2 separate regions of the Homo sapiens genome follow, and region 1 is linked to region 2. A link is a contact called in ENCODE Hi-C data. All regions are on one chromosome and are shown on one strand. Each heading gives the region's core, a stretch centred on a gene start or an enhancer-like site at or near the end of the contact. The rest is flanking DNA. Distances are from core to core; before and after follow the strand shown.

What was found. A loop is a pair of places that touch in the nucleus more often than their neighbours do. Pooled maps may share reads with other maps.
Region 1: a pooled map of heart left ventricle shows a loop between it and region 2 (3-fold over the local background). The contact joins the promoter of TRIDDENT here to the promoter of ZSCAN10 in region 2. A Hi-C loop is called at or near these places in 2 of 50 pooled maps.

Annotation. Positions count from the first base shown.
Region 1 is chr16:3,949,028-3,951,727 of GRCh38, reverse strand. TRIDDENT (TRIM28 interacting DNA damage repair enhancing non-coding transcript) reads left to right here and starts at 1,284. Exons shown (of 2, transcript NR_120311.1): 1 at 1,284-1,456.
Region 2 is chr16:3,097,916-3,100,615 of GRCh38, reverse strand. It overlaps ZSCAN10 (zinc finger and SCAN domain containing 10), which reads left to right and starts at 1,322. Exons shown (of 6, transcript NM_032805.3): 1 at 1,322-1,426. RefSeq lists a silencer at 300-359 and an enhancer at 520-569.

The sequences.
Region 1 (2,700 bases), core at 35-2,534, 850 kb before region 2:
GTATTAACAAATGCTCTTATGGCTACATTTTTTGGTCCATGCAAAAAAAAAAAAAAAAAAGTTCGTCTTTTTTTTATCCAGTTATCAAACTTGTGTAAAAATAAGAAAGTATATCCTTAAATAGAATTGTGCCCTGGAAGGAACCCAGATGGCTCTCTTGAGATTAAAATAGTCATCCCAGCCGGGCACGGTGGCTCATGCCTGTAATCCCAGCACTTTGGGAAGCCAAGGCAGGAGGACTGCTTGAGGCCAGGAGTTTGAGACCAGCCTGGCCAACATGGTGAAACCCCCTCTTTACTAAAAATAACAAAAATTAGCTGGGAGTGGTGGTGGGTGCCTGTAATCCCAGTGACTCGGGAGGCTGAGGCAGGACAATCACTTGAACCCAAGAGGCGGAGGTTGCAGTGAGCCGAGATCACGCCATTGCACTCCAGCCTGGGCAACAAGAGCGCAACTCCGTCTCAAAAAAAAAAAAAAAAAAACTTAGGGACATCATTCTCAGTTTTTTTTAAAGGGTACTAGTTTTAGTTTTGATTTACCAATTTATGTTTCCGAGACGTTTTTTCAATGAAGTGAGTCACTTTTGAACTATTGTGAGGCACTCATTCTAATTTCATGGCTCTCAGTTTACAGGAACATAACATTTGATGCCAATGAAATTCATTAGAATTCTGCGCTATCCTGTGAACTGCGTGCCCATCTGTCTTGTATGTGTTTCCAGGGGTGGCTTACAATGGTCTTCGCCATGTACTGGATGGACGTGTACTTATTATGAATCCTCACACCCTGAGACCCAAGAGGATCCCTCGTAAAACAAGGCCATATCTGATTTGGATTAAAATCCCCACGGAGAACCTGATGTCACCCAGGAAAGTGCACGTCTCCTTGCGTGCTCTTGAGAAACGGTTGAGAAAACAGTCCTTCCAGCTCAGTAAATACCATTTTCTTTCTGTCTGCTCACCACCCTTGCATTTGCAATAAACCTGACAAAAACTTCCAGAGCGAAAATAAGAATGTTCATATTTGAAGGAGATGTTGGCAGACGGCCACAGACTTCAAGTACGCAAGCTCATTCCGCTCTTGCTTTTCTGCCAATAACTCCTTGGCCTCCGCGCACTCTGCACAGGCGGGGCCTGAGGACGGATCATGATCGTGTCCGATGATCACGGACCCGCCGGAGACTCTCAATGGAGAGGCGATGAGTCACAGCCAAGCGAACTTTCTCTGCTCCTGAACAAATTGCTTCTCCTCGTCGTCCCACTCCAAACCTAGAGGTGGGACAACCCCAGCATCCTGGGCGTGAACGCACCCAGCTTGATTGTCACATGGGGAATAGAGACCTCGCGCCTGCCTGGCATAGGCCAACCCAGTAATGTTCATTTAAAGCTGGCTTTACTAGTCCTTCTTCCACAATGAGAGGTGACCCTTCACTTCACCGAGAAAGGAAGGAAGAAAGGTAGGTGCAGGGAGGAAGTGGTGGGGCGAGGGGAGATGGCCTGAGTGGGGGTGAGAAGGAACGAGAAACAGGAAGGAGTCAAATGCCTTTACTGCTTTTAAAGTGGATTTGACGGCCAGTAGGATTACAGGCCGGGCGCGGTGGCACACATCTGTAATCCCAGCACTTTGGGAGGCCAAGGGGCGTGGACTTGAGGTCAGGAGTTCAAGACCAGCCTGGCCAACATGGTGAAATCCTGCCTCTACTGAAAAATACAAAAACAGGCAGGGTGTGGTGGCACACACCTGTAATCCCAGCTAGTCAGGAGGCTGAGGCACAGGAATCGCTTGAACCCAGGAGGCAGAGGTTGCAGTGAGCTGAGATCACGCCACTGTACTCCAGCCTGGGCGACAGAGCGAGACTCTGTCTCAAAAAAAAAAAAAAAAAAAAAAAGAATTAAGTTCGTCTCACCTTGTCCAAAAGCCATGGACACAGTTGAGATCACCTCAGGAGACCAAGGGACCAGCTCAGCAAGGGCAGGCCCCTCCCCACAACAACGGGTCCTGGAATGTTCCAGAAACATTTTAAAAATTGTGTTGTATGATATTTGTCAACGAACTCAGCCTCTACTGTCCCCACTCTTCTCCTGGTTGGCTGGACACAGCCGGACCCTTGGAAAGTGGGTGGGGGTAGGGAGAGTGGTCCCAGGAGTAGGGCCAAGGGCGGGAGGAAGGGGCTGATGACAGAGGCTATAAATAGCCAGGCAGCTGCTTGGCAGCTGGTGCAGGGAATTGTCTGGACGAGGGGATGGCGTCCAGGAAGGGAACAATGAAACGGCACCGGTCAGAGAGCAAACAGAGAAGGAGGCGGTGGGGTGAGGGCGCAGAGTCGCTCTGGTCCTTCCTCCCCGACTGGTGTGACCCTGCGCTTTTGGGGGCGCAGAGGGGAACCCTGGACAGCTCTGGAGGCAGCAGAGGGAGCCTCGTGCTTCACCTCCTTGGCCCAGAACCCACATCTGGCTCAGGACTGGACAAAAGAAAGACAGCCTGTCACCTAAGCTTTTGCATCGGAGGAGTCTGCCTGCTGGGGCGGTCGTGTTGTTTGCGCGTCAGTGTGGGCAATATTTTTAAACCCTTTAAGTTTTTGTTGGGGTGCAACTTCCATCAGTAAAGTGCACGTAGCTCGGTGAGTTTTCACACACTGATGCACCCATACAGCTATCACTCCGAACAAGATATACGACGTTTCTAGACGCTCAGCAGACT
Region 2 (2,700 bases), core at 73-2,572:
GTCTTGAACTCCTGACCTCAGGTGATTAAAGAGGCTGAGTGCGGTGGCTCATGCCTGTAATCCCAGCACTTTGGGAGGCCAAGGCAGGTGGATCACCTGAGTTCAGGAGTTCAAGACTAGCCTGGCCAAAATGATGAAACCCCATCTCTACAAAAAAAAAAAAAAAAAAAAAAATGAACCGGGCATGATGAGACAGGCCCCACGCCTCTCGCTTCCGAGACTGTAATGGCTGCCTGGTCCCGCCAAGGCCACACCCGCTCCGGCGCTACAGCACCCCGCCCCGCCCCGGACACGCCCCCTCCGTCCCTACAGAACCCCGCCCCGCCCCTTGGCCTTCAGGCCCACTTCCCTGGGGGCGGGGTTTTCTGGCCCCGCCCCTGAACAAACTATGGAGTGGGAGGAGCCCGCGACTGGGAGAGCGAGGCGCGGGACGCGGGGAATGCAGAGCAGACCAAGGAGAAAGACCGTCGTACGAAGGGAGCACTAGACAACTGAAGTAGGAACAGGATGAGCTCAGGTGTTAAGTGCAGGAAAACAAAGACCCGTCAGATGAGCCAGTCAGGAGGGTCCTGGCCCCAACGGACCGAGGGGTCTAGGCCGGGGGAACGGCCAACACCTGAGAGGTGGTCCTGGCTCCCCGGGGGCTCAGAACGCTCAGGAAGGCACCAGCTGCAGCCAAGGGCACAACCCAAGAAGGCACCTTAAGCACAGGGATGGAATTAGTTTGGGGCCAAACGCTGTTGGTTAGGTCACTTCCCTCCCGGGGAGCCCTTGCTTCGTCATCGGTAAAGTTGGGACAAAAGCCACCTGGCAGGACTTGGGAGGACTTTAGGTGACCGTGTAGATGGAGCAAACTCTGCCCCATCACATCCTCCTCTTCCATTTTTTCCTAGCACCGTCGCTGCTCCTTTGCCCTAGAATGTAAGCCCCTGAGAGCAGGGCCTCATTCCTTCAGTTTCTCTCTGTGTCCTTAGCCCCTGCTTTGTAACAGTGCCTGGCACACAGGAGGCCATTGCAAAGAGTAGTCACGTGAATGAAAAGCCTAGCAAAGAAGCCAGCACACTGTGGGCATTTAAAAATGGCAGCTCTTAGCCCAAAGGAAAGACGGGCAGACCTGCAAGGGGCACCAGGCCAGTCTTGATTTGGGAGGTGGTTACACTCTCACACAGGCTGGGATTGAAATCTGGATTTCTCACTTTGTCTTCATGTCACTGGCCCCGCCCTCTTCCCATCCCGCTCCCAAACTGGGAGCTTAAGGGTTAACTCTAGGAAGCCCCTCATCACCTGGATGGGATGGGACTGGGGCAAGGAACTTCCTGTTCCATTTTCCCAGAGCCCTTCCCCAGGCTGGCGGAGGCTGGCTTTGGCCCTGGAGTCCTCAGAAAACCCCCCAGCATCTCTGCCTGTGTAGTGGGGACTCCGAGTGGTGAGTTGGAGGGAGGTCGGGGTGCAGGCTGCCAGGACGGGTGCTAGGAGCTCGCAGCAGCTTGGAGAGAGCAGGGGAGGCTCCAGGCCTTGGTGCTGGGGTGGGGGCTGGAAGAGTCTTGGGAGGATGTAGAGGGTCTGCTGGGGAGCCTCGTGCCAGCCAGCTTGGTGGACCTGTCGCGATGGGGGCGTTGGGGACGAGGGAGATCGCAGAACTTCCTGTGACATTGAAGAAGGCTGGCTTCACGTGCTCCCAGGTGGACTGATGGGCCTTGTCCACTCAGCCCAGCACGCGGAGGGAGGCCCCTCCAACAAACAACAAATCAGGCAGCTGCCAACTGTGTCCAGGGAGAAAGGGAGTGTTCCCGGCTGAGGACCCCACCTTTGCCGCCTTCCCCAACTCTGGGCTCTCAGGTGACCTGGGTGGGTCTCGTGGCAGCACCTCCACCCCGGGCTCCAAATTAAGCTGCTCAAATGTTGGATGGTGGCTGTAGAGCCTCTGCCTGCCTCCCTACCCAGCCCACCCCCAACAGAGGTGCATATTAACAGAGCTTTTGTCCTGGAGATCTGGGGGGAGGGAGAGATTCTCTGAAGCCAACTTGTCTCGAATTCCACCTCTTTGAAACCTTTTGGAGAGATCTCACCTGGAGATTCCGGCCTCCCTGTGTGGCTTGCCCTGAGAGCTGAAATTTGGAATCTTCATTTTTTTTCTGTTTCATGCTGTGATATTTCGGCTAAGGCTAGGAAAATGGCACAGAGCAGGATGGAGATCAGTTCCTTTTCTGTTTCAGAGCTTTGGCACTGTGTTCTAGACCTACACTCTCAGCCTAAAGCAAACCTTGGCTCCACCTGGTGTGACCCTGAGCATGTCACCAAGTGCAAAGCTTGGTCTTTGCACTTGGCAAAGGGAGAAGTGATTGTTTCGTGCGTGGGCTGGACTGGGATGAAATGAGCTTAATCGCCAGACACTCAGTACCTGCCCGCTGCTCCTGCACGGCAATGGATGAGCAGTGATTAGTTTTCTTGTTATTTTGTGCATGCTACTAAAAACCAGTGAAACGTAATCCCATTTTCTTCCCCCTCCCCCACTCTTTTTTTTTCTTTTCTTTTCTTTTCTTTCTTTCTTTCTTTTTTTTTTTTTTTTTTTTGAGACAGGGTCTTCGCCTTTTATCCAGGCTGGTGTGCAGTGGCGCGAACATGGCTCACTGCAGCTTTGACCCCCCAGGTTCAAGCAATCCTTCTGCCTTGGCCACCCAAAATGCTGGGATTATAAGC